Regions from separate parts of the Mus musculus genome. Here all the other regions are linked to region 1. A link is a loop called in an ENCODE intact Hi-C map of the cell type or tissue named here. Cell type or tissue: heart. All regions are shown on one strand. Region 1 holds the start of Fam171a1 (family with sequence similarity 171, member A1). Region 2 holds the start of Rpp38 (ribonuclease P/MRP 38 subunit). Region 3 overlaps Meig1 (meiosis expressed gene 1). Region 4 overlaps Fam171a1 (family with sequence similarity 171, member A1). Region 5 holds the start of Nmt2 (N-myristoyltransferase 2). Region 6 overlaps Nmt2 (N-myristoyltransferase 2). Region 7 overlaps Fam171a1 (family with sequence similarity 171, member A1).

Region 1 (4,000 bases):
ATTCTTTGACCAACGGCAGTCTAGAGATCTGGGCAAAGAGCTTTAACTTTGAAACAGAACTGACTTTTATTAAAATGTTCTACTGTTGATTTTGTTTGTTCTGTTTGTTTTCTGGCTGCAGTGACATTTGTCACATGTAAATTATGGGGAAAGGAGTTCACAGTTCCAGGTTATAGTTCATGATAGCAGGGTCACCACAATGGCAGGAAATCGAAGGTTTTCAATCATATCACACCCATAAATCAGGGACAGAGAGCAGTGGATGGCACGCATGCTAGAGCTCAGCTCACTTTCTCTGCTCTTTCACAGTTCAGACACTAGGGAATGGTGCCACCCACAGTGGGCAGATCTTGCTACCTCAACTAACACAATTAAAATAGTCTCCTACAGGCATGGTCATAAGCCAGTGGTTCTCAACCTTTCTAATGTTGTGACCCCTTAATACAGTTCCTCAGGTTGTGGTGACCCCTAACCATAACAATATTTTCATTGCTACTTCATAATTGTCATTTTGCTAATTATGAATCATAATGTAGAATCTCCAATGGTCTTGAGTGTTCCCTGTGAAAGGTTTGTTCAATCCTCAAAGGGGTCATGCATGACCCACAAGTTGATACCCTCTGCCATGGGTCAACCTAGTCTACTCTCCCCTCACTCCACCCCAACCCTTGATCCTTCCTTTCCAGGTGATTCTAGATTCAAGTTGGCTAATCAAACTAGCCACCCCAACCACAGCCCAGCTGTGTGCTTGGGATCAGGTTCCTTAGCTTTCTCTAGCTTCCATGTTCTCCTATGAAAATAGAATGTCTCTTTCTTTGTTGTGCTTAGACAGGGTCTCACTGTGTCTCAGCCTAACCTTGGATGTGAGAGCCTCTTGAGTACTGGAATCACAAGCATATAACACTATGCCAAACCATGTAGGTTGTGACAAAGTTTCTCTCAGATACTAGGCTTCCCATCTCCTGGGTCTACCTGTCCACTTCTTGTAAAATAGCAAGCCTGCTTGTCCATCCTGGATATCTAAACACGTTAGATATCTGGCCAGAGTGGCCGTGCTTCACTCCTGACCTGCCTTCAGTAAGAATCTTCCTAGGTAACTTTAGCTAGAGCCCTATCCCCAGTGCTTCATCTTGGTAATTTTCAACATAGGACACGCGCGCACGCACACACACTCACAGCTCCTTCGTTATAAATGGTTGTTTGTCTCTGCTGAGTCCCAAGTTGAGCAAAATCTATCTCCCCTGCTATAAAATTCCATTGTTAACCGTCCCCATTGCAATGCTCCTGCATAGTCTTTGCTGTTGTGTTTTAACATGCCATTGGATTTTTTTTCTTTAATAAATAGAGGTGGGGATGGGGAGAAATCACCCAGGGCCTCTTATCACTGAAAACCTCCTTACCCTTCCCTTCCAATGCTATACAAGGAGGTGGTGTTGGGCCTCCTGCAGCCAGCCTTAGGTATTGTTACACTTGACCTATAAGTCTGGCTGTCAAATCTACCCTGGGGGAAGTCAGAGGATAGTGGCTTGGACAGCTTCAGGATGAGAGGTCACACCCTAGACTCAAATGCTTCCTGCGGACCCTTAGGTAACCCAGCGTGACGTCGAAGGCCTCCTCTCTGCAGGAATAGCCAGGGGTTTGGAGGCGCCTGGGACTCCCGCAGAGCGGCGGCCGCCAGGTGGCACCACGGACCCAGGGCCCGTGCGCTCCCGCGGGCGTGGGGCGGGGCAGGAAGGGGTTAAGGCGCCGGCGGAGCGGCCGCGGCGGTCTGGGGAAGCCGGGCGCGGGGCTCGGAGGAGGGAGCGGCCGGCTGCGGGGCCCCGGCCAATCGGGCGGCTGGCCGGGCGCGCGGAGCCACAGCGCCATGGAGGGAGGCGCGGCGCCCGGCCGCCCGTGACCGAGCGTGGCGAGCCCGAGAGGCCCGCGGCGCCCGTGGCGCGGAGATGAGCAAGTCCGCTGCGCTGCTGCTCTGCCTGCTCGGCTGCCACGTTTGGAAGGCAGTCACCAAGACGCTGCAGGAGCCCGGCGCGGGAGCCCAAGGTCGGTGGGCGGTGGCGGGGCTGGAGGGGGACGCTTTTGTGTCGCGCCCGGGCCTGGCGCGGCCGCGGTGGCGGCTGGACCCCGGCCGCATTGTGGCGGAGGCCCAAGCAGCACGACCTGCATCGCGGTCCTGCAGTCCCCCACGTCGCGATACCCGGGGGGGCGGCTCCGCCCGGGGAACACGCTGGGCCCGCGGCGCATATGCTCCCCGGGGATCTGGGTGGCACCAGCTGCTCTGCCACCCAGGAGGCAGCCGCTGGTGACTCTTCGGCTTATATCCAAGGTGCTTTCTTTTATGCATGATTCGGACACACGGCTCCATTGCCCCCCCCCCCCCAACTCCCCCGCCGCGGGAGGGATAGACCTGGGTGGCTGGTTCTCCCCCACTCCCCCCCCCCCCCTTCCCTCTTTGGGATCCCTGGAGCTCTGGTCCTGGAGTTCCAGCGCAAGGGCTGTGCCCGGCCCTTTTGTTGTGGCGGGGAGGGGGCGGCCGCCGCCCCAGGGTGCCCCTTGCGCCCTGGCGACCCCAGGTCTGCCGCCGCAGTTTAGGAAAGTTTTGGTATCTTCTCTCCCGACCCCCTTATTCTACGTGATTCTCAGACCTTTAGGGATTTGTTGAGCAGCCACAGGGATCATCTTGAGAAGAGAGAAAACTGGAACTAGGAAACCCTAATCACTTAAAACCATTTCCATGTCTGTCTGTCGCCAGCTCCTGCCTTTTGTTTAATCTTTGGCCTCTTATAAATCTGCTTCCCATCTGTACAAGAATGGCCACCAAGAATGGCCACACGCTTTTTTTTTTTTTTTTTTTTTTTTATCTGAATCTATTTGAGAACAATCCTGGAGCTTTCTTGACATGATTTTGTCAAGACAAAGTCTAGTGCTTCTCTGTTGCCTTTTTCTGAGGAGCGACTAAAGCCAACCGATGAGCATGTGTTAATTCAGCCAGGGCATCTCCTGCCCAGGGTAAACTTGGTTAGGGAGGGGCCTTCACTGGTCTTATGTGAGCTCCTGCAGGCACTCAGACCCTTGGCAAGATTCTTGACAGAAAGGTGTGCCCTGCTAAGTTAGCCCTACACACATGAAGGAGTGCCCCATCCCAGTATCCTATCACAGGGCCCAGCCTCATCCTTCTTCCCACCCTTTGAAACTTGGGACCAGGGGAGCCTTGACTTCCACCCAATATCTTCTTGGTGTCTGTTGACAGTCTGAGTTCAGTTAATGCTATTGGAGGTTTTTGTGCTCAATGCTTGCTGAATCGCTGGTTGGCATCTTTTAAATACACTGCTGCACCCATAGTTGACAGTAAAATATGACCATTAGGAATTGGGTGTGAATTTGGTAATGTATACTATGGAAGGGAGGTATTAACAGGGTACCAGAAGACCCATAAGTCACAGTAGGAGGGGGATACTTATGACATTAGGTCATCAGTATTGAATGATAGCCTCTTTCATTTATACCCTACTGCTTTTTGAATCAGCTTTTTAAATGAATACTTGTGCCTCAACGAGGACATTATTTTCAAAGGGCAGGTTGGGGTTTTTGTTTTGTTTTGTTTTGTTTTTGCACTTGAAATAGCAATACATGGAAATAATGAATTCGTTCATGTATAAAATATGAAAATACGAAAATACATGGTTTCAATTGAAAAAAATCATGGAAGAAAAAAAACTACTGTCTTCAGGTCTAAGACTATGTTTTATTAAGGTCTTACTGTTAAACCCCCTGACAGGGAATTTCCCAGGAAATGAGAGAGTAATGACCAACCTATGAGACTATTTGTGCCCTAGCTAGGTATATCCTCGAGTTGTAGTAGAAGACAGAATATCTTGGAATAGTGTTCCCCTTGGGTTTCTTTCTTGATTTGCTCTTTCCAATAAGGGTGGATTTTTAAGGTGTCAATCGCAACACATATATGGGAAGTCTCTGAAACACCACCTGGCACCTGGATTTTTGA
Region 2 (4,000 bases), 210 kb after region 1:
CACAACGCTTGCCAAACTGCAAGTCAGCTACTGTCCCTGCCTAGCATGGGGGACACTCACAGATGCTCTGCAACCAAGGGATTGCAAGATTGGGATGTATGTCTCTGATTCACAAAAACCTGGAAGGGGAGATGAAAAAAAGAACCAAGCCTACATAAGATGACCGCCATGCAATACTAATTTTTAAAATGCTGAATATTAACAGGTTCACAGAGCTTGATCAAGTACCTTGCCAACTATGTCTGCAAGCTGCTACTGCCTACAGGACCAATTACAAACTCAAAATGTTTACTCCCATTTCTCAAGCATTTCTCCTTTCACTCATCACCCATATTACAGATTCTGGCTATTTAATGAGGCCTCTGGTTTCTCATGTCCTTATTCAACGTACACTGTGCCTGGTAGAGCACTTACATACATTTTTTTCTATCAAATTATTATGAATTATCCTTGCTGTTGCAGGCCATTAGGCATTGGGCAAAGCAAAAAGCTTCTGCGAGTAATAAAAACGGCTCACTCTAAAGCCAGAGTAGTGAGGTTATCTTGAGGAACAGGCCTTAGTTGAAGTCTCTGGAGAAAACGACCATTAACCAACCGCAATCTAAAATATTCCTCCTTTGAAGGAATTCTTTAGATAGCCCAAGAAGGAAGCGGGCAGTGAGGGATTACAGAAGAACATTAAAGTTCAGTATCGCCCGAACAGAGATGCTGGAGTTGAAGATACTGGGTAAGGACAAGATGGTGACTCTAGAGCCTTTCAAGAAGGGCGGCGCGATTAGAATCGCGTCACAGAGACCTTGATTTGGGAAGAGACCCTAGAAAGGCTGTCAGCAGCAGAGAAGCTCCCGCGGTCTCGGGAGGACGAAGGGGTACCCGCATCACACAACACGACGGAAGGAAACCCCCGAAGGCAGGGATCGGCTGAGACCAGCCGGAAAGAACCTCAGGGAGAGCGGGCTCTGGATGACCCCCACCCCGCGGTGACCCGGGTGCCCACGGGCCGGGACTCGAGCCACAGGCACGCACGCGCCCACCTGAGCAGAAGCGCCCCGCGGAGACCACGTGACGGATCGCTTCACTACAGCAACTCGGTCACTACCAGGAACCACTGCGCCCGCTCCACGTGCGCCTGCACTGAGCGTGCGCAGAACACGAGCTCCGCCTACCTGCCTCTGCATTACGTCACTCCCAGTCAGGGACGTCAGGCGTGGTGTGTGGACTAAACCTGGCACAGCACTGCGCAGGCGTGTATTCTGTCTCGCGAGAGTCTGTGGTTGCTGTAGTAACCAGCCTCTCCCTTCTGACTGGTCGTCCAAAATGACGATGCGGAACAGCTCGGTTCTGTGAGAGGTTCGTCTCTCCTTTTGGCTCTCCATTTTTAGCCCAGTTGCTTCTGCCTTGCTGTCTCTTTTTGTTCTGGGGATACAAAACTCCAGCCCTTATAGCCACCCATTCCCCTGCACGCGTCCCTGGGAGAGGCTGGTTACTACAGCAACCACAGACTCTCGCGAGACAGAATACACGCCTGCGCAGTGCTGTGCCAGGTTTAGTCCACACACCACGCCTGACGCCCCTGACTGGGAGTGACGTAATGCAGAGGCAGGTAGGCGGAGCTCGTGTTCTGCCACGAAAATCAAATAAATAGGGGTTATAGGGTTGCATGTACTTAGAGATTATGTGTAGAATCTTGGGCACACTGAAAGGAAAATAGGGGCTGCATTTAGTTCCACAGCAGTACTCCAGAGTACTCCGGCAATAGCTGTTGTGCCTTCTGACAAACGGAGACAAAAAATAAGAAAGGTTATGAAACAAAATCACTGGAAAGTTACAACTGGTAAGCAGTGGAATAATGTACTAAAGATTAAAAATTACGCACGCCTTTAATCCCAGTACTCGGGAGGCAGGCGGATTTCTGAGTTCGAGGCCAGCCTGGTCTACAAAGTGAGTTCCAGGACATCCAGGACTATACAGAGAAACCCTGTCTCAAAAAAACAAAAAACAAAACAAAACAAACAAAAAAAAAAGGCAGGAGAGATGGCTCAGCGGGTAAGAGCACTGACTGCTCTTTCAGAGGTCCTGAGTTCAAGTCCCAGCTCACAACCATCTGTAATGGGATCCAATGCCCTCTTCTGGTGTGTCTGAAGACAGCAACAATGTACTCACATACATTAAATAAATAAATAAATAAATAAATAAATAAATAAATAAAAATTACTTGACAGGAATTACTTTCTGTTCTTATGAATTTGGGAGGATTCAGGTCCTTCTCTTTATCTTCCTCTTTTTTCTCGGTGTTTTCATTGCTCATTTTAGACTAACATATAGGATCTAGCTTCTACGTTTCCATTATTCACCACCTATTGAACATTTAAACAGAACAAACACTGTTGCTTGTGGTCAAAGATTGTTGAAGTTTTTACAGGAAAAGCGTGCTGTGGTTTCTATCACAAGTAGATGAACTAGATTAAGTTCGGTCGAGTTTTGACTGTGCCATATAAGACGTCCTTTACTATTACCCGCAGTCATGTAGCGCTAAAGACAAATCGCGATGGTAGAATTGAAATACTAAAGGTTCACATAAAATCCTGGCTCGTGGAAGACTGAGACAGGAGGCTGCAGACTGGGCCTTCGGGGCCAGAACTTGCACACACCATAACAGAAAAATAAATAAATAAATAAATAAATAAATAAATAAAAATAAAAAAAGGCAGAAAGAGGGGCAAGATAAAGAAGTAAAAAGGTAATGGCTATGAGTGTTGTCCCACCAAAGTTCCAGCTCTTACATTACAAGCCTCTGCCGCCAGGCTGCTATGTTGACACCCTAGCCTTCCCACTAACTAGTGTCCCTACACCTCAGGCAAGTTAATTAGCCAACTATGAAATGATAAAAATAGTGCCTATTCTGAGGATTAGAAGAATATTCTGTGTAAGATGCTTACCACAGTGCCTGCCACATGGTACATGTCTGACAAATGGAACCACTATGACCCAGTGACAGCTGTGGCAGAATTAAGTTAATACAAATTATATATAGCCGCTACTATTTTGGGCCTTGTTTTCTATTTGAGAATTTAGCAATCTTTCCACAAGGATTTTACCCAAAAGAATATATCTCAAAGGTAATTTCTTTCCATTTGTGTAGCACAACTTTAGTTTATGTTCATATTTTTTTCTGCAAACATATGCTTCCTGTAGTTTCCTAAGTAGTATATGTGTATATGTATGTATATATATATATATATATATATATATATATACACACACACACCAAACCAAATGGTCAATTTACTTTTCAATTATAGCTCTTATTTTACATCAATTCAGTTTTTAATTTTTATTTTATTATTTTTATTTTATTATTTTTATTTTATTATTTATTTATTTATTTTATTTTTATTTACATCAATTTATGTTTATGATTATGTTTAATCAGTTTATGTTCAGGTTTTTTTTTTTAACAAATATATGCTTCCCATAGTTCCCTAAATTACTATGCATTTGGTAGTCTATATATACACTAAATGGTCAATTTACTTTTCAATGATAGCTTTTATTTTACATTGTAAATAAGTTATGTTTGTGAATAAACAGTTTATAAATGTACCATTTATGATCATAGTTAATTTTATAAATATCTCAAAATATTTTAATAACTTAGAAGGTTTATGAAAGTATTCTTTTTGTCTTAATTCTTGAACTGCTGGATTTAAAGGATACAACAATATAACATTAGCTTAAGAGTCTGAGTCAGAAATCGTAGCATTAGAGCTGACAATACAGTCTGTCAACAAAATGTTCAAGAATTGAACACTAGATTCTTCTTGCTTGCATGGAATTCTGAGCTTTGCCCAGCATTGTATGCTATTGTGGTTTTGTGGAGTCTACAAACATACTGTTAATAACGATTATTTTTAGTTTTTTAATTAGTGTATAGTAATTGTCCAAAATATCCACTTCATTATGGCCTTTCCTGCATGTCTACAATCAGTCCAACATTTAA
Region 3 (4,000 bases), 300 kb after region 1:
TTATTTCTGAAAGAAGTTAGAACAATATTAATAGGCAACATGATGATTACAGTTTTCAAGACCTTTGGAATGAACAAAAATGATGAGAGAGTGAGAGAGAGAGATCCTCAGAGTGAACACTTTACATTTTTAACATTCATTTCCAATACTGTTATTTTTTGGGAAACAAACTGATACACATTAAACTACTTCTAAACCCTGGGAGGTACAGAGAATAGCTAATTTCATCATCAAATAAAATTGCATTTGGAGTTATTTAGTAATGTTCTAACATTCCCGTTCTGAGGCTAGGCAGTAGGTAGTGTACATTTAAGAAAATATACTGTCATTTCTATCTGCTTAATATATTGTCAAAATATTCCACCACTATTCCATTGATTTATATTCTCACTCTCTTCCCCCTCCTTAAAAAAACAAAAACAAACAACAAACAAACAAACAAAAAACCAAACCAAATGTGAAAATAATGATTCTCATCAAGGTATGGTGATGGCTTTGGGAGGTCAGGGCAGAAGAATCTGGGGTAAGGCTGTCCTGGGCTGCTTAGAAATCAAAAGAATAGACACTCTTCTCTTTCAGTTCACTTTCTTATAAGGTCTATTTTTAGGTTTCTGAAGACATCATAACTTATTTTCTTGGGTCACGGTGTCACACCGTCCTCTAGCAGAGCAACGTTTGAAGACAACTGCACACGTCCCACACTAGTTGCTTGGCTGTTGTGTTAGATCAGTGATTTAATGACTCAGGTGGTTACTGTAGGTCAAGGACATTCAGCTCTTCGAGTCCAGTTCACATTAATTATTCTCTTACCAAACTTCTATTGCTTCCTTTTCACCCTGGTTACTGGCATTGAACTTGAGACCTTTTTGAGGGTTAGGCAAATATTCTACCATTGAGCTACATGCCCAACACCACAGCTAGCTTTTCAAAGATATTGTCTTGTATTTGTTTTTCTCATAATACTTATTTTGTTACAAAAAATATTCCACATAAAGTACCCAGAATTTCCCCCATGATTCCTTGAATCCATTTTATTAAACCTATATCTTTTGTTTGAAGCATAAAGGAGTTTGTCACTTCATAAAGAAGTTCCAGAGGGAATTTATGTATTCTTCACTGACTGTAACAAATTCTCATTAGGTTAATTTATTTAAAATGCAATGATAGAAAAGATAAAATCATTCTTGCATCAATTGGAAATATCCCTCCCTGCCACTGGGTGAACATTATCCCAAACATAGGCTAAATCAGGAGTGTATGAGCAGATTCACAACAAATGCCTTCATAAATGCCTTTACAAATGCATTAAATTTACTTTTGTGGAGGGAAAAATAGGAAAAGGAAAAAATACAGACTTGCCGAATTTCCTTGAATTTCCTCAGTGTGAAAAATGTAGCCTCCAAGTTTCTTCTCACAGTTAATGAAAGAGAGAGAGACGGTCAGGAGGCCAAGCCCTCCGCTTAGCTCTGAGATCAGTCACACACAAGTATTAACGATGGGCCTAGGAAGGACAAACAATTTGCCCAAGCTCCTTCTCTTCCCTCTCGACTTGTTACATTACTTACACCATCACATCCCAAATAGAAGGCTGTTTCCATTCTATTTGCAAATCATAGTCTAACCTTTTCTAATTTAGCTCCAGATTTAAATTAAATTAAATTAAATGAGTTGTGTAATTTCAGTTCTGATGAAATCAGTGACATGTCAGACAAATCACTAGAATTGCTTTTGGCATTTTTTTTCCAGTGTGCAAATTGACGCACACTTTGGTTAGACTAGAGAAAATGAAATTTTTGTTAACATGTGGGTTTTAAACTTTTGCCTCTCAGTTCTGTTAGATTCCAGCTCATGTTGTATTTTATTCATTTTATTGTTACAGGATTGTAAGGATTTTGGAAAGCGTGACAAAACAACAAACCAGTTTCTTGTTTTGTAATTTCCTTCATTTCACTGTGAAGCCCCTCACATCACCAGTACACTACGCACTAGCTATGACTAACAAGTGAGTTAGACATACACTTGTAGAGGTTGGTTACCCCCCTTATATAGGGGAGATGAATTATATATAAAAATAGAAAATATGATATGAAGAATAACAAGGAAAAGTGTGGAGTCACTATATTAAAAATACATTCAAAATGGGTGTAGTGGTGTGCACATTTCATCCCAGCACTTGGTGGACAGAGACAAATCTTTGTAAGTTCAAGGCCAGCTGTTCTACATAGGGAGTTCCATCCAGGACAGCCAGAGCTACATAGTAAGATCCTTTGTCTCAAACAAAAACAAAACAAAACAAAATCAGTCAAGTGGCTAGAGAGATGGCTCAGGGCTCAAGTTTTTAATTGTCCTTGCAGAAAATGGAGTTCCTTTCCCTGCACCTAGCAAGCGCTCACAACCACCTTTATGTCCAGCTCCAGGAGACAAGATCACCACTGCCCTCTACTGGCCCCTTGGGCACTGCACTCAGTTGTACATGAACTCATAGACACACATGAATACTTCATTGGAAATAATTTTAAATAATAAAGCCTTCTAAAATACTCAGACTTCGTCGTGTCTTTCTATGGAGTTAGTGGCTGAGTGGCTTCTGTGCTTCTATAGATAAAGTGGTTTCATCCTCAGGGCAGTGGCTCGGGGCTCAGTATTCCTTCCCCCATCATGCCTACTCTAGGCTCAGCTGTTTGATGGATAACAAATATTTTGACTTATTTGTATCATTCAAAAATACTCTCCTGAGGGTCATGCCGGGGTCGCCAAATCCCTTTGATGTTAAGCAATTACATTAACTATGCATATAAAAATGCCACATGTTATATACGGGTGGGAAAGACGTTACCTTTAGTTGAAGTTACAGGAAATTACTGTTTTTCTCAGTAGGAGTACCCACCCATCTTAAAGACACGATCAGACATTTGAAACTTTAATGTGAATCTCACCATAACAGAAAAGGCAAATTTAGTACCTGCGGTGACCATGCTATGACTCAAATTCTATTCTTTCTAGTTATTAAAAATAATGAAAACCAACAATGACGTGAGCCTTGTGAGCCGAAGCTCCCTGAAGCTCCTGTGCTGGAGACCTGCACAGCCAGTCACCTGGGGCCCTCCTCGGGTGCACACATTTATGGCTTGGAGGAAAACCTATCAGATTGTAGTATTTAGCTGACTACTACTTTCACCAGTCCTGAAGCTAAGAAATTTCACATCAAACATCCGCAGAAGCCACTATCCTGCTCTGTACTAACCTGCCTGTCTCACGTCCTCACAATATAATTGGCAAATGCATCGAGTTATGACTGTTGTACTTACTTATGTCTTCTCATGCTGCACTTAAGATGTCCATGGCTCCAAACAAGTATAAAGGCCAGAAAGCAATCAACTTTATCTACCACTCTGACTTTTAAAATATAAACATATGTGTGTGTGAAGTGTGTGTATGTGTGTGCTTGTGTGTGTGTGTAATATAAACATTCTATAATGCGTTAAAAATAAAAAAGGGGGTGGGGAATGTCAGAACACACTCAAAAGAATGTCACAAGGTGAGCCATGCCTTGGGGGAACTGTGTGAGAAGCCCCAGGAAGAAAGACAGAGGGCCTTTTACTTCAAGTGCATTGGGTTTCCTGAATTGTCCTTGGACCTGATTTCATGCCTCTTGTGTTAAATATCTGCATTCAATTTATAAGACAACTTACTGGAGGTTGGTACCTAGCTATAGAACCCAGTCTGGTGAAAACATACAGCTGAGTTGCTGTCCTTAATCTCCCTGAATCTGAACATGGCCTTCTGCATTGCTTTCGTGCTAGATATAATTAATAGCAGGGCCAGGCTATTGTGTTTACATTGCTCTGTCCTGAAAGAGTTCTGGGAAAGGGCTACTCTGTTTATTTACATAAACTTTTGTGCTTACTCATGTTTCTTTACACAATTTTCTGATCATGATTTTTCTGAACTCAAATGACCTGCCTTGAATCACTACTCTCTTTATTACATGTATGAAAAA
Region 4 (4,000 bases), 55 kb after region 1:
GGTTTATATATGACACAATAATCTCTTTTTGAGGCAAGGAATTTTTATGTAGCTCAAACTTGTCTTGATCTCATATAGTTATTGTTACAGGTGTACACTAATTATACTAATTAATTAATACTCTAACACATAATCTAGTATAAAGTATATAATAGGTCTATAAAATATATGTGTAATTTTTACTGGACTTCATTCTCTCAGATTTGAAAACTTTAAATGATCTATTTAAGAAATAAAAGTAAATAATAGAAGATGCATGTACCCCATATGAAAGATAAATAAATTATGGGAATACAAGTGACAAAGTACATCTTAATTTTATCAGATCATTAAGTCAAGTAAGCCTTTTGTGTTTGTGAAAGAGATAAGACAGCCTGGTAGAAAGCTGTCCTGCACTTAGAAGGCCTTCTCCAGCCTGCTTTTCCTGGCTATCTAGTGACAGAGATTCAAACCACACACTGCTGTGCTGAGACCCAAGTAACAGAAGCACACATATCTTAGATAAAAGAAGAGCAAGGGTCTGGTAAAACTCTCGTTTTAGACAATGTTTTAAGTGACTAAATGATCTTTTACCATTTCAGTTAAGAGCTGTGAAGCCCATGGTGAATCTGCTAGATTGGGGTTAAATATAGCATATCATAGTGTTGGGTGCTCAGAGTGGTGACTTCCTGCTCAGCTGCTCTGCCTGCTGCGGGGCACTTCCCAGAGCGCCAGACAACATGACATCAGAGAGCAGGCCTGCAAGGGAGAAGTGGCTTTCTTTCTACAAGGCTCTGAGAACCAAGCCAGAGAGATGTCAGATTTCCTGCTAGGATGGACTACTGTGGAAATTCAGCTCAAAAATATTTTAGGAAAGGAAAAGTTAAAACCCAACCCCAAAAGAAAGCCAGTTTGGAGAAATTCGGAAGGGAAGCCAAAGCTCTAACAGGCAGCCACCAGCTCCACACAAGTCACCACCTCTCCAAGTCAGGTCCCACAACTTCCTAGAGCTTGTTAGACTCAGTGTTGAGAGTGCAGAAGGGTGGGGGGTTAAAAAGGCAAGCGAAAATTTCTCCCAGCTTTGGTCCAGTGAAAACCTTCAGTGTTCTGGACGGTTCTGCACCAGTGAATGGTTTTAAAGGAGTGATAGAAAATGCTTAATTTGATGCTTGGATGATATATTATAAAATAAATGTATTCCATCATTTATGTAAAAATAAAACAGACATTATTTGAAGCTGAAGGGGGCTGGGAAGAAAGCAAGCATGTTTTCTGCCTTTTTTTGTGTCTTCAGGCAATTTTATCAAATCCCAGTTTCGGGAATCCCTGCCTGTGTGGGGATTACATACCATAATTCCGTCCTCTTGTCCCTGCAATTATGTCAGCTTTTAACTTACTGCTTGGAGCCGCCTCCTCCCTTGCCAACAATTTGAAACAGCCTTGTTGCACTTAGTTCTAAATCTGTGACAGTGAGAGAGGAAATGTCCAAAAGATAATGCTGGACTTCTGAAAGATAATGTTTAGTTTCCTGCCCACAAGGCAGATGCTCCCTGTACTGCTTAAAATGGACTAGTCCGTGCCCACAGAGCCAAACTGTTCATGTCTGCCAAGAGCAGAGGCGCTGTGAATGAAGGCAGGGAAAATTCCTCAACATACACTGCCTCCCACTTCCAGACTCTGGGACTGGCAAAACCTGAGACTGAGTTAGAGGTGCTGGCTGGCTAAATTCCTGACTAGAAATAATTCACTGTATGAGTGTATGAGGCAGGAAGAGGCCTGAGCAACTACCTCTTGGGTTCCCTCAGTCTGAGTAGACAGAGTAGAGATCATAAGGGAAGGCTTGGGGTAGGGGGAAGGCCTGGGGTAGGGGGAAGGCCTGGGGTAGGAGGAAGGCCTGGGGTGGGGGAAGGCCTGGGGTAGGAGGAAGGCCTGGGGTGGGGGAAGGCCTGGGGTAGGAGGAAGGCCTGGGGTGGGGGAAGGCCAAGGGATGTCGTTGAGAGAGATTCTCCTGGTCACTGTTCAGTCGGTCGGTCCTGGATGGTCCAGCATCCGGGAGAGCAAACAGCACTACTCCCTCTAGCAGTCTTCATGAGAATAGAAGAGAGACCCACATAAAACTTTTGTGTATCACAGAACATCTGAGAAGGCAGGCTCAACACCAGAGCAGGTTCCTAGCCATATGGCAAGAATGTCCCTCCACAGTTCCAAACTGGACAACTCCCCTGTAGTCTTTTGGCCAATGGAAGAACCTGCATCTATCCTCCAGATCAAGTACAGTGTGTCAGTATGTCAACCCAGCAGAGTCTGGGCTGTCCCCTCTATCTGTATGAACCCAGCAGAGCCTGGGCTATGCCCTCTCTGTCTGTATGAACCCAGCAGAGCCTGGGCTATGCCCTCTCTGTCTGTATGAACCCAGCAGAGCCTGGGCTATCCCCTTTCTGTCTATATGAACCCAGCAGAGCCTGGGCTATCCCCTCTCTGTCTTGGTGACCAGGGAGCCTGGGAAGGTGCAAGCTTACCCACGCTGCTCATTTCTTGCCTTCCTCTCACAACCCTGCTTGTCATTTCTCCCGGAAAGTACTTCCAGCTGAACCCCATAACCAATAACCAGGAAGCCATGTCCATCCCAACAGTGGTTCTGGCCCAACCACAGATGGAAGTCTCTTTCCCAGCATCCCCACCTCAACAAATGTTGTCCTGGCTTCCTGGGCCCTCTGATTTCTGGAATTTCAAGACCCAGGGCTGAAGGCCAGTTTTGTTACTAGGCTATGCAGCTTGCGGTCTGCATGATGGATGGTGAGGGGTTGAAGTAGGGCAGCGTTGACAGGATACACAGTGGAGGCTATCTGGGAGATGTGTGTTTTGGAATCAAACTCAACAGAACCCAGCAATAGATACAAACAATAAGGAACAAACAGAACGGTGTCCCAAGTTCAGATTAGAAATCAGATGTCCCTGCTTCAAAGGGTACTCTGAGCTCCCACTGAACAGCAAAGAAGCAGGATACGGCTTCTTGAGAGCAATTCTATTTTTATTCATGTATTATTCATCTTTTAACAATTGCATACTTAAAGACAGCCTACCGTGATGATATCCACCCCTGGTTCCCTCTTTCTTGCCCCTCTCCCACTCTTACTGACTGCTGCTTGCCCAGAAGACTCCTCCCACTCTGATGTCTTCTGTTTGCTTGCTTTATTTTATTTCTTGTGCCGATAACCATGGCTGCTGCGTTTTCGTGTCTGTGACAGTCATGTCATGGCTGGAAGACAACGTTTAATAATGCTCCTTACCCAGGGCCAATTGTAGACTCTTCCTTTCAGAGTTAAAGAGGGAGTCGTGTTGATAAACAGAGCCTCACACAGTCAAATGCCCCTTCCAGATGTCAACAGTAGGATGACTTTTGCTGACTGGATAGTCTAATGCAGCGTATTACTCTACAAAACCTGTATCCCCATCAGCGTGTAGGGTAGTGCTTCTCCACCTTGAAAACAGTTTCTCATGGTGGGGTGACCCCAACCATGAAATTACTTTATTGCTACTTCATAACTGTAATTTGCTACTGTTATGAATCTTAACATGTCATGCTAAGTCAGTGCTAAGTGATGTCTTCCAAAATGTATCACAGAACATAAACAAAGTGGCCCGTATTAGAAGGCATGGACATGGTGGAGTCTAAGAGGCTGGCGAGAGGGAATGTCCTCTTGCTCTGTTTGCTCACAAACCACATCTTATCATACAGTGCAGAGAGATCAGAAGCTTTAATCCCAATTGTTAGTAAATGTTACATTACCATAAAATTGCATGAATCATCAAAGGTTGCCTGGCGACACCCTTCCCACTCGCCCACTTCCAGGGGTTTTTTTATAATGTGAATATTACTGAAAACTGAGTTGATTTGTGTTATAGTTTAGCATATTACTTGGGTGGCAAGGAAGACCAACTTAAGTAAGAAACTCTCTGTGTTATACATGTGTGCTACACCGCCTGCAGAAAGACAAGACTGGGGGATTGACTGTGTATG
Region 5 (4,000 bases), 170 kb after region 1:
TAAATGTGTGCTGTATTTCCTTTGCCTTGGGAGTTTGAAAAATGCTTGAACATGTTATAGACATGGGTTGCTCTGAGCTCAGAGAGCACCTGACTCTTGTGTCTCAGGATAAGAAACTGCACTGGGGAACACACGGTTAGAAATAGTTACTTTACTAAGAAAGAAATGGCACTCCTGAGAAACAGAGTGGGTTAGTGGGCTGAGGGAAGGGCCTCAAAAGACTATGCCATAAGACACAGGAACCTTCACAGGACATTCAGAAAGCACCAGTCTCTCACACATTTGAATACAATGTGCTTATAATGTGTTTTTCTATTCTGTGCTATGTGGACTGAGGGTAGGGGGTGGGAGGGAAGGCTTCCATGTTTTCTTTGCCTATTGGCTTCCTTTATATGTTAATCTTGATATTGATTTCCCCAGTCTCTATTGTCTTGCCACCAAGCCCTCTGACAGGTTAAAATGACTGACTTCATACCTCCTGGTTAGGTCTCTGTTGACAGGTTAATTATTCAGCTATATTCAGTTTATGAAGATGAGGGTCAGGAACCTTAGTCATCTCTGCCTGCCTTTATCCTAAAGTCTGAACCTAGAGGCCACATTTGACCTTGTCTGAGAAATAGTTGCAATTGTTAAGCACAGAAGTGCATTTTCTCCATCTTTGGGTCCCACTTACACTTCCTCCAAGAAGGTCAGACAAATGTTGGGCTTTGAAATTGCTCTGCAAGTTTTGTCTCTAGGTCATTCGAGCTCATTGCATGTTAACCACATAGTCATGTGTGTGTGTGTGTGTGTGCACTTGTGTGCGTGTTTGGGGGGAGATTTGCTTTACACTAAAATTTTCAGGTGGCTTTTAGGGAGTTTTCCCCTCGTTACAGAGTTTGGGTAACTTTCTCAGCAACTGCCTTTGTAAAACCGCCTCACAGTCTTCTGGTGGTCTGGCAGGATCTTTGAAAAATCCCTGTCTCTGGAATGCAACCGAGTGCCTGCTGTGGGAAGTATTTAACAGCAATATGGATTTCACCTTTGCCTTATCTGGTACACCCAGGAGATTCTCTTTCCTCTATCCCCCAGTCCTTTATTTTCCCTGAGAGGAGTCTGTTGTTGCTCAAGATGTCCTTGAACTCTGTATGCAGTGGATGCTGGCCTCAAAGAACTCCTCATTTTGACCTCCGGGACTTTTTACATCCAGGACTGCTGGGATAACAGGCATGGGCCACCATGCTTGGCTTTCTTCCTCTCCTGTTTCCTGATGGAGGACGATTTCAACACTGCCCATACAGGTTTCCTTGGTGGTCTAGGTCATGACCTTCACTTAGGAGAGAGCCGACAGACTTGCCTAAAACGACCCAATCCCCCTAATCTGGGTGTCTTCATGTTTCACAAAATGTTCATTCTGTTCTCAGCCGAACCCATCTAGACAAAAACATGCAAGCAAAAGAAAAAAACCAACCAAACAAACAAAAACCCCAGTCAACCAAACAAAAACCAACTCCAGTCATTTTCTGTTGAGGACTCTGAGGCTGCTTGCAGCGGGGAGGTGGGGAGGGCGGAGCTTTGGCTCGATAAGCATTAGATACTAAAATGTGAAATGGAAAATTTTGAAGAACATGTGGAAGAGGAGGCAGGGAGAGCTTTAGGGAATCGCAGGCCTGAGTGAAAAAAAAAATCCCTGCAGAAGTCGAGAGCGCTGAGGCACACAGACATATAGAATCTGTAGGCAGTGGTCGCAAAGGCTGCCGCGCAGCCCTGCAATCCAGCCTGCAGTGACCAGGTCTAGCCTTGGAGCCACAAACGCATCCTCATTCAGGCCACGCCCCAAGCCCAAAAGCCTCGGCCTCCGGCTCCCGCTCCGGCTCCACCATTCCCCCACCGCCCCACCTCACAGCTTTAGACTGAGGAAGGGCCGGCCTCGTGCTTTCGCCCTTCTGCTGGCTGAGGTGGGCGGGGCCGTGCCCGCTGAGGAGGCCCGAGCGGGCGAGCGAGGTGGGCGGGGCAGTGCTGGCGGAGTGGAGCCGAAGCGGAAGGCGAGGTGGGCGGAGCCTCGCTAGCCCAGGCGGAAACGGGACCACGAGAGGAGCCGGTCTTCACCCGCTAAAATAGGCGGAAGTGGGAAGGCGAGGTAGGCGGGGCCTCGACTGCCTAAGTGGGAGAACTGATGAAGTGGGCGGGTGTAGGCACGCAATGTGGGCGGGGCCCGCCCTGACTGAGGCGGGCGGGACTGCATAGACAGGCGGGAGCCTCAAGGGAGTGGGCGGGGCCGGGCCGGCTGTGATGGGCGTGACCGGGGGGTGGGCGGGGCCGCAGACTCGAGACTCGGTGCCCGAGGGTGGGCGGCACTAGAGGGAGCTGCGGCCGCGCCCGCCCTGTCGCGCCTTGCTTGCTGCTCGGAGCGCCGCCTCCCCAGCCGTTCGGAGCCGCCGCGATGGCGGAGGACAGCGAGTCTGCGGCCAGCCAGCAGAGCCTAGAGCTGGACGACCAGGACACGTGCGGAATAGACGGAGACAATGAGGAGGAGACCGAACACGCCAAAGGGTAGGAGGTGGCGCGCGGGCGCGACAGGGCGGGGACCGCGCGCACCTCAGGGCTCCCGCGCCCGCTCGTGGCGTGCGGGAGCCCCTAGACCGGAGGCTCCGTTTGGCGGTGTCCTCATCCCGAGACCATTGTGAGGTGCAGGTCTCCCAGCTCTCGGGGAGCACGCAGTGGTGGGCGAGGGCTGAGGTGGGCGGGGAGACTGCGACTCGGGCCCGGGAACCCGCGACGCGACAGTCACCTGCCGCGCGCCCCCGCTGGCTTGGCCTCACCCTACCACGGCGAGTGGTTCGGGTGGGAACTTAGCAAGGACGCAAGGCCCTTCCCTTTGCGGTGGCGGCGTCTTGGACCGGCGAGGCGAGGGAGATGCAAGTCGTTCCACTTGTGCCTTGGCATCCTTCTAGTTCTTTCGCGCCCCCCCCCCCCAGCCGCCACTAACCCCCTGTAGAGAGGAAACCCGCAGAGCCGGCGGTGGGGGTGGGATAGGGATGCGCCTCTGGCGGTCTCGGCTGCTGGCGACGAACTGCGCAAAGTTCTGCCTCCCAGGCCGGGAAAGGGGCGCCGAGACCGGGAGAGGGGGAGGGAGACAGGTCTCAGCCGACGCCTGAGGGCGTTCAGCTTTGCGGCCTCTGAGCGTGCCCTCAGAGCTTTCTAGAGCAGAGCTGACGGGTGAACGGAGTTCCCGCGGCCCCGACCTTGCCCCTCCTGCAAAACTGGTGTCTGATCTCCAAAGCCAAATGCACCAAGTACTTTAACATTTGATCGGTTTCTCAATCTATGCTGCCCTCTTTTCTCCCCTACAGACTTGATTTTTTTTTCTTCGAGAAAAGACTGCTTCTGGTTAAGGCTGGTATTGAAGTTCTGTTTTAGAGGCGGGGTTTGGAGGATCATTTTAAATAAAGACCGGTGTCCCTTTGTAGGTGCTGTTTGCCTCAGCCTTTTACCCTGTTGGATTCAAACTATGCGCTGGCACAGACTGTTACTGCTGCCCCTTAGAAGTGAGATTCTGCGAACCATGGTGACTGGAGAAGTGGGTCAGCCTAAAAACACGATAGGGAAGCCTGAGTCACAGATGGCTTATTTATTCAGTTCATGGAGAGTCTTTAAAGTATTTGTATTTTATTTCAACGTTTACTTTAAGCTTTAAGAAAGGAGGCTGTATTGATCTTGAATACGTTATCAGATATTAAATGACAAATGTCAAAAAAGAAAAGCTGACTACATATATCTCCCTTTGGCATGTTGCTTTTTAAGGTTTTCAGCGAACAGTTCAGTGGCAGCTGCAAGTACTGAATGTTATCATTCAAGTCTAGATTTTTTTTAAGCCCAGAGAGGCAATTCTTCAGAAATCTTAGCCTGAGTTCTGTTTATGAGTAATAGAAATTTGCCTGTGATAGCTAAATATGAGTGTATTTTTGAAACACTAGCCGTCTTGCCAGAAGTGGGTCCATATGCACGCCAGTGGATAGAT
Region 6 (4,000 bases), 210 kb after region 1:
AGACCTCAGAGAGACTTTTTAAAACCCCAGTCGATAGACTGCCCAGTGTTATAATTCGATTTTCTCCTCAGTTTGGTCTTACTGTCCCATTTTTCTTTCTTTAGGTTGGACTTGTTCTACAGTAGATGAAGATGTTATTTCTAGAAGGCAACATTCTCATTTGTTAATATTCTATTTAGTGATGCCTGGAAATGTCATTCCAAAGAAGAATAAAAGCACAAGTTGAGTGAAATTGAAGTAGTTGTTAACAATCAGAATAGATGGCCAACTGTATACATTTCTAGTTAGGGTGTTGGGAGCCAGTCTCCGCTGTTGACTAATGTGGGAGGGATTAAAGGTGTCCATAGAGCTCTCACTGCAAAGAGAAAAGTGGGACTGTCTCTGTGATCCAAACAGAAATGGCAGCATCATGTTAAGAAAACCTTTGCTGTTAGGAGAGTCACTGCTGCTTTTCTGTTTATTAAATGGTGATATACTTGTAAAACAGAACAAGGATCCATATGTGTATCACCTTACATGATGCCACTGGAATGTTTATAGAATTGACATGTGGTAGATACTTAAGGAGCAATATGAAAATGTACCAGTGACTTAGCACATTTATTATTCCATAAGCAAATACACAGGTCTGTCCCATAAGCATAGTAGCCAAATCAGTACATTACAGGTTTGTCTTCTGCTCTTCAGCAGGCTAGTGGATTGTTTCAAAGGCAGAGTTTGGGGCAGTTGTTCAGTGTGCTCACTAGAGAGTACACAGCTGACTGATGAGACCTTGCGGCTGCTGTGCAATCTCATTCCTCAGCAATGTGAAGGATGTGTGAGGGAAAGGAAGTCACAGCTCTAAGGTCAGATTAAATGCCCAGAGGAGTGGAGTCAGCACACAGATGGTCTGAATGTTTTTATTATGCAAAATTGCACATGTTCCTTTATGCTGACTTTAATTTATCATGAAAATTGTCATGCTAATGGAAAATGTCTTACTTGTAAATAATAAGTATTCATAATTTTGTTACTGATGTTGTTTTTACCTAGAATTTGAAAACCAAGTTTCACAGTGTACATATATGTGTATATGCTGCCACTAATCCAAGGGAAAATAAAATACTAAACAAGGCCATTGTATAGACTGGGCCTTTAAGTCAGATGCCACAAAGTAGATACTTCCTGCCTTTACTACAGTGCCTCCGCTCCAGTCCAGACAACATGGCATTTCCTTCCCTACTAGAAAGGAGTCACCAAATGTGACTGTAGGCTGTCTCACCTGTTGGCTGTTCTATACAGCTCACAAACTGAGAATGGTCTTTTTTTTTTTTTTTTTTTTTTTTTTAAATCGTTGGGGGAAATAGTCCAAAGAATTGACGTTTTGTAGCATGCAAATCTTAGGAAATCCAAACATTTTATCAGAATACAGACATATCTTCATTATGTCCTAACTATGGTTGTCTCATGCTACAAAGGGAAATCAAGTAGTTGTGACAGACTGGACTGTATGTATTGCCTGCAAAGTTAAAATGTTTGCTCTCTGGCCTCTTGTGGACAGGTCCTAAATAGGCCACAAATTGTGCCATTCCTGATATTACCACGAGAGGGGGCACCTGGGCCCCACAAGTGGTGCAGAAGTGGGACCAGTGCTGGACACAGGACAGATTTCTCATTATACATGTCCAACTGTCACATTTCTAACAGAACACCTTCAGGAAATGAAACTACCTATTCATTACAGCACTGTGTGGAAAGTCAAGCAGTAGGTGAGTGAGTCAGTCAATCTGGATCTACAGCTCTTTGGCAATTATTGCACTCATTTTTATGTCTTATACAAATTGAATTTTCAGGTTAGAATTTTGTCATGGGCTTATTTATTATTTACCTCATGAGGAAACTGTTAAAACCATTCCTTTAGAGATTTGTTTATTGCACATTGCAGTTGTTATAGAACTTTAAATACACTAATAGTTAACGGTGATGTCTTCATAAGTTAAGCACATGAGCAGTTGGTATTTTAGAGAATTAGTAGCCAGAGCAACTGCTTGGATATAAAATAACTGTTAAAACCAAATGTAAAAGCAACAATCTCAAGTTACACTGCCCTATGCTCTCTGTATCCATATTGTGCTGTAAGGTTTCTTCCCTTCAGAAACAGGAAATTTGTCAGCAAGTGGAACAAAGTGGTACAGTCCATAAGTTCATCCAAAACTTGGGATGAAAAAGTTTTGCTATCCCACTCACCTCCTAAATTCCACAATGACTTCCAGACAGAGTGGATTAGTAAAGTCCTGACAGCTCCACTCCCAGCCAGAAAGACCCATCACTGTCTTGTCTGTCCTCGTGCCACATGTCAGCTAAGTACTGCTGTAATAAGTTCTGGCTTAGGTTTTGTTTTTAGAGTTGTTAGCTTTGATTTTTGTTTGTTTTTGGTGCTGGGGATCAAGCCAGGGATAGTATGTGCTGGTAAGCACATATTCTGCCATAGAGCTCTGCCCCTAATGTACTCTTGATAGATGTTATATATTACAAGGAAACTGATGATGCGCAGGGAGAGAATTCTTATGAAACAACCTTATCAGGCTTTTGTTCTGTATCAATTAAGCCTTTCTCCCAAGCCTGCCTTGATGCTTACCTACAAAGAAAGCCAAATTACCACAAAGTAAAAATGACATGCCGCTCTGAAGGCAGTGTACTGCTTAACATTTAGTGTCTCTCTCTCTCTCCGTTGCAACTGAGGACTTTCTTCAGTTGCTTCACCCACCTTGCTAGACCATGTCTGTGGCCCATTTTCCAAGTTCGGTAGAGAAATGTTAAGTGCTGTAGGAAACTGATGTTCTTGCAAGCAAGCATTGTACCAGCCTTTAAAGCAGTGAATTTATATGCGCATGGACATTAGTCTTAATAAACTTTGGTTTTGTTAATCATTGTTTTGAGTGTTTTCTGTACTTCATCTGCCCCACCCAAAGAGAAAAGCACCTCCATGCAGGATCCTAAGAATATATGTAAGTTTTGATTTTATTTCTTTCAGTGCTCATTTAGACATTAGACATAGTGACAAGTCATACAAAACTACTTGGAAATGGACTTTTTACTTTTGGGTGGTTTTCTTATCTTACTAGGGTTGGGAATGAGCTTTTTTATTTTAAGGGGTTGTAATGTTGCAGCTGAAGCTTGTCCACCTTCAGCAAGCTTCCTCTTACTAAGTTTTGTAAGGTCATCAAATGACGTGTCCAAAATCTCGTTGTCCTGGCTTTCCGAGGGTTCAGTCTCTAAACTGTCTGTGGGACCTTGGGTTCTGTCTGGAAGCCATGGCACGTTTAAGCTGGGCACCCTGGGAATGATGGCTTCTACTTCATCAGCAAAGTCCCTGGTGTTCTTTCTGAAACCCAAGGCTAGCACACATTTTAAGCCAATGACAGGAGCAATTCTCTCGCTGAGCTGAGGTACCTGACAGGCAGGAACAGTTCTGCTTAGACTCAGCTGAATCAGGTGTGAGGTGATGATGGCAGGCTTGACTGACTTACACACTAGAACCAGGAGCAGTTCATTCCTCTCCAGAGCTCTGGTGACTTCATTAACACCAATGACCAGCTGTTTCCTGACGTGTACAGGTGTCCACCCTGACACCAGCACATCCCCATCAGGCTCTTTTGGATCCTCGCTAATCTCAATATCTGGCCGGCAACTTTGCTTTTTCATAAGAGCTGTTTTTTTCCTTTTCTTCTTATCTTCAATTTTCTGAAGTCCAATCAATTTAAACTTGGCTTCGAGAGTCTGTAATATAAAGTGTATGTCTTCTCTCTCCAAGGTGCTCCAGGAAATAACATAAGGGTTGTTTAGTGATGTTTTTACAACCAGAGGTCTAGTCTTCCGAATAGATCCCCTCTTTGGTGCCTGAGGGGCTGCAGCCATCTTGAAAACCCTTTGGAAAGAAACAAAATGATGAAACTCCTGTCAGCAATGCATGTCTTGAGAACATTTTGGTTATAGTCTCCAGTCTCTGTTGTTTTGTTTT
Region 7 (4,000 bases), 110 kb after region 1:
TCAAAGGAAAGCTATGCATTGCTGCTTCTTTGTTACCTTGCTTATGCTTTGCTTTAATTAGGCCTCTCTCTCTCCCTCTCTCTCTCTCTCTTTCTCTCTCTCTCTCTCTCTCTCTCTCTTTCTCTCTCCACACACACACATAGGGTGTTGGGTTTTTTCTCTTTCTTTAAAGTATGATTCAGTTTCAGTTGTAAACGTTTTGCTTCCTTCAGTTCTACTTCTCTGTGGTTGGTTTCGGTGTCGCCCTTCAGGAACTCAGAACCCGGGTGTCAGCTCTTAACATCTCTAAGCCTTTTAATAAAACTGTACTGAAGTTTTTATCAGCTAAGAGTCAGTTCTTCAATTCTGGTCCCATTATCTCCAAGTGCCTTTTTTACAGTGACAACAGACAGTCCCTCGGTTTCATGTCTTTTCGTAACCCTTTCAATTGAACTGCCTGGATTTTATATAAAGTTACTAAACGATACCTTGTTCTTGGAACTGCATGCTGCCAAGTGCCATTCGTACTGAGCATCCTCATTTCAACGCAGTATACGCTCTAGTTATCATGTGTAACGTGGGTCTGTTTAGCTGAGATAGACTAGAGGAGGACACTAGAGATGCCCATTCCTACTCCCTCCCTTTGGTCACTAGCCACCATTATGGTTCCACTGGCTGTTTGTATATAGGGTTATGTATTAACTCTAGAATCCCGTGTGCCCTTCTTGCTCACCGAACGTGAGAGTATGGGCTGAGCAGGGGGATTGAATGTGACTGTTAAAAACACTCATGTACTGTCCAAAAGTGCCAGAATGACTCTTCTGCGCATTCTCCTTTAAGAGCTGCTTGGTTGTCCAAAAATGAAAACTCAAAATAAACTTGGAAGAAGGAAAAAAATATGTGTTTATTCTGATTCATTCTTTGTTGGGAAATTGTCAATAAGACGTTGCTGTTCTTTGACTTTGGCATTGAAGGGAGACTTCAATGTTGGGGGGTTATGGATGCATAAATACCAGGAATTAATAGTAGGATTAAAAAACCCACCTTTGTCTTTAGTCTCACTCAAGAATGAATGGTAACATCCTCGTGATGTTTTAGGTAAGGAGAGATAGCTGAATTTTATGAGAAACCACTGGGGGTTTTTTGGTTTGGTTTTTGTTTCTTATGCTGGAAATCAGTTTGTCTTGCAACAGTTTCAAGAAGAGTTTGTTAAATAGACAGAACTATCCCAGATATATAACCTTGTTTATCAGATTTATTAATGGAGGGCCCAGGATGTGGCTCAGTTGGTAAAGTGTTTGCCTGGCACATGTGAAGTCCTCAGTACCACATAAAAGCAAGTGGGTTAGTGCCCACCTATAATACCAGCACACAGCATGGGAGAGGTGGGGGCAGCCTCAGATACAGAAGTTCAAGGGCAGCCCCATCTCAAAGGAAGTTAATAGACATGATGTCAGAATGTGAGAAAGACTGGCAGGGAAAAATTACAGCAGCTGTGTTTGATTACATACCAAACCTTCACTTGCAGATTCCACAAGTATAAAACTAATGGAACTGGTTTTTATTTTCTGAATTTTTAGATGAGGATTCTTTTTAATATTTTACTTTAAAAGGAGAAAATAGTTGAGACAGTCCTGACCGTTGGACAGCTAAGTGGATGGGAGACAATGCTTTAACCAGCAAGGCTGGCAGGGCTTGTGTAGGAAACAGTGTCACCCATAGGTGGCAGGTGAGTCCTTGCTGACTTTCCTATAACTCCAATGGGGGCTCCTTTGTCAATCCCACAGAAGCAAAAAGTTGCCTCTTCAGGAACACCCAAGGCCTGGCATTAGTCATGGGGGTGAAAGGAGAACACTGGGAGGTCTCCCTGCTGCAGCCGGTTCCCAGGCCTTCACAGCCGTGTCTGTGCTTCCTGCCAATGGAACTGTGTCAGCATCCCGAAGAGCCTTCCATGTAACCTGTAGAAACATGCAACATGCTAACTATTCTCTCTGGTTCTAGAGATAGGACAGGAATATCTTACACAGTGTAATCCAGTGGTGGCAAGTACTGATCTGGTAGCAGTTGTCACAGCACACCTGGGTTTGCCAAAAGGGAATTGCTTCTGCCAAAGAGACCTTCATTTCCCATTAGAGTTGTCCACAGTGAGGTCCAGACATTATTTTTTTTTCCTCAGAAAGCACTAATGGCGACACTAGAATCCTCTAAACAAACCACCACAGCTGCAGTCTTTCAACAATGCATTTACCTTCCCTCTAGCCCAGTGAGGGCCATGAGAGAGAAATATGCCTCAATGCTTCCCATGAATATCAGACAACCCAAGCAATGAAAGGCACCCAGCTCCTGCCACCTAGTGGTCAGTTCTCAGCGCCCTGGAGAAGAGCAGGGCCAACCCAGACACTCAGGGTGGACTGTGGGAAGGTGGGAAACAGCTCTGGTCCTGTCTTCCAGGTAAGGTGGGAAATGGAAGAAGGCTGACAAGGTCCATGTTGTTCCTGCCTGGAAACAAAAGTACTGGAGCAATAATGAGGTTGGTTTGCAGTTTGGGGGAAGATTGCATAGCATTCTTTTTTGTTTTACACCTAAGTAACTAAATGGGGGCTTGGTGGCAAAATAAATAAAAGTTGCTCAGCTGAGAGAAGTTGTGCTGCTAATAGAGAGAGCTCTCTAGGAAAGAATTTAAGTTATAGATGCTCCTGATAATAATATACAGAATACTTTATGGGAAGCTCTTGGACAGTTGACTCTGCCTTTGATCGTGATTGTCATGGGTAGTCTGGCATGGACAATTGTCACTCCTTGAATTAATGATTAAGATGATGAATGTCAGCACATCTCTTAGCCACCGCCATGGAGTGCCATGTCTGCTGAACCAGTTTTAGCACTCTGGACGAATATACCCTCAACTCTTCAGTGCCGACCATCCATAATGAACCCAGACATAATGCCGCTGTAAGATCACTCCAGAAAAAAGTCAGCATGCTCTCCTCTGCTCTCCTTAGTGAACAGATCAAGCTCTGCTGGTAGTCTTTGCTCCTGCGGTAGAAAACTTCCACTGTGGACAATTTTAAGCAATTAGTGCGATACTCCAGGACCCACAAGTTTGGAATAGACGCTTGCTGTCCCAGTTTTGCATTATTTGCCCACAAAACCCACAGTGGGGCATAGGTAATAGCAGAATAGCTAATCTACATTGTTCAAGGGTCAAAGATTTGCAAATTTCCCTACTCTGAAGTTTTAAATTTTGCTTTACATATATTTGTTTATTGGGTGGGGTGTGCATGCCACAGTATGCCCATGAAGATCAAAGGACAACTTACAGGGGTCAGAAGATTGTCGTCTTCTGCCACATGGGTCCCGGTCTTCCTACTTCATCCTCACACATGCTGGGTTAACACATAACTGGGACCACACCCAGCTGCACTATCTCCTTTAGATCACTTATAGGCATGAGGAGTATTCAATTCTGAATTGTGAAGGCACCTTTGCCAATGAGTAACAAGTTATTGCCTTGTTGACAGCCATCTTGATGTTACAAATGGCATCCAAGCATAATGCTAAAGTCTTGTGTAGAGTTCTTAAGCATGAGAGGGCTGTGCTGTGCCTTGCAGAAGCAACACATGTGCTAAAGAGGCTTTGCTCGGGTCTGGACTACACTGACAGCAAAGCTAACAAGTCAGGGCCAGGGGTGTAGCTCAGCTAGTTGTGCTTGCCTGACACACATGGGACCCTAGAATCATCCCACAGGATATAACTTCTGTGGACAGTAAGAATTGACCATAGGAAAAAATTGGGAATGAGTTTTAAATATGAATGATGTTTATTTTAATATGTTTGAACTGTAGACTTACAACACTAACTCTTATAGTAGCAGTGCCTGACAGCTAACCTGCGAAGTCCAAGAAATTCTAAGTGTCTCTTAACTCAATGGTAGGGACAGAAAGCAATAAAAAAATTAACAAAGGTGCCCCTCCCCCAATATGCGCCCTCATGCTTTTGGGGTTATTTTCAGTTATTTACT

What was found. Peaks named below come from ENCODE experiments on the same cell type or tissue, not always from the same donor. Only the 100,000 strongest peaks of a DNase experiment are listed, where the experiment ranks them.
Region 2: it touches region 1 in a loop (6-fold over the local background); 11 of 42 quality-filtered maps call a loop at or near these places.
Region 3: it touches region 1 in a loop (2.5-fold over the local background); 11 of 42 quality-filtered maps call a loop at or near these places.
Region 4: it touches region 1 in a loop (5-fold over the local background); 15 of 42 quality-filtered maps call a loop at or near these places.
Region 5: a loop joins it to region 1, with 2.5 times the contacts of the local background. A loop is called at or near these places in 11 of 42 quality-filtered maps.
Region 6: it touches region 1 in a loop (3-fold over the local background); 12 of 42 quality-filtered maps call a loop at or near these places.
Region 7: a loop joins it to region 1, with 8 times the contacts of the local background. A loop is called at or near these places in 16 of 42 quality-filtered maps.

Annotation. Positions count from the first base shown.
Region 1 is chr2:3,116,613-3,120,612 of GRCm38, forward strand. Fam171a1 (family with sequence similarity 171, member A1) reads left to right here and starts at 1,770. Exons shown (of 8, transcript NM_001081161.2): 1 at 1,770-2,040. The coding sequence starts at 1,944. In heart, a CTCF peak has its summit at 1,648 (motif pointing right); DNase peaks (open chromatin) are centred at 1,699, 2,539 and 3,149; H3K4me3 peaks cover 2,152 bases; H3K27ac peaks cover 1,302 bases.
Region 2 is chr2:3,331,493-3,335,492 of GRCm38, forward strand. It overlaps Rpp38 (ribonuclease P/MRP 38 subunit), which reads right to left and starts at 1,136. Exons shown (of 2, transcript NM_001013376.2): 1 at 1,035-1,136. It also overlaps a transcript of Acbd7 not described here. In heart, a CTCF peak has its summit at 2,139 (motif pointing left); a DNase peak (open chromatin) is centred at 1,229; H3K4me3 peaks cover 1,955 bases; H3K27ac peaks cover 1,365 bases.
Region 3 is chr2:3,412,006-3,416,005 of GRCm38, forward strand. Meig1 (meiosis expressed gene 1) reads right to left here. Exons shown (of 3, transcript NM_001355207.1): 2 at 1-6. Among named protein-coding and RNA genes, the nearest start is that of Meig1, 5.1 kb to the right of the region's middle. In heart, a CTCF peak has its summit at 2,453 (motif pointing left); no DNase peak of the experiment used is centred here; H3K27me3 peaks cover 379 bases.
Region 4 is chr2:3,171,274-3,175,273 of GRCm38, forward strand. The region is part of intron 1 of Fam171a1 (family with sequence similarity 171, member A1); the gene reads left to right. Among named protein-coding and RNA genes, the nearest start is that of Fam171a1, 55 kb to the left of the region's middle. In heart, a CTCF peak has its summit at 2,058; a DNase peak (open chromatin) is centred at 708; H3K27ac peaks cover 2,004 bases.
Region 5 is chr2:3,281,875-3,285,874 of GRCm38, forward strand. Nmt2 (N-myristoyltransferase 2) reads left to right here and starts at 2,338. Exons shown (of 14, transcript NM_008708.2): 1 at 2,338-2,532. The coding sequence starts at 2,423. In heart, a CTCF peak has its summit at 2,379 (motif pointing right); a DNase peak (open chromatin) is centred at 2,157; H3K4me3 peaks cover 3,054 bases; H3K27ac peaks cover 2,946 bases.
Region 6 is chr2:3,325,967-3,329,966 of GRCm38, forward strand. It overlaps Nmt2 (N-myristoyltransferase 2), which reads left to right. Exons shown (of 14, transcript NM_008708.2): 14 at 105-2,911. The coding sequence ends at 125. Rpp38 (ribonuclease P/MRP 38 subunit) reads right to left here. Exons shown (of 2, transcript NM_001013376.2): 2 at 2,983-3,907. The coding sequence starts at 3,897. The coding sequence ends at 3,055. Among named protein-coding and RNA genes, the nearest start is that of Rpp38, 4.7 kb to the right of the region's middle. In heart, a CTCF peak has its summit at 1,580 (motif pointing left); no DNase peak of the experiment used is centred here.
Region 7 is chr2:3,226,931-3,230,930 of GRCm38, forward strand. It overlaps Fam171a1 (family with sequence similarity 171, member A1), which reads left to right. Exons shown (of 8, transcript NM_001081161.2): 8 at 1-876. Among named protein-coding and RNA genes, the nearest start is that of Nmt2, 55 kb to the right of the region's middle. In heart, CTCF peaks have their summits at 1,686 and 2,334 (motif pointing left); a DNase peak (open chromatin) is centred at 2,331.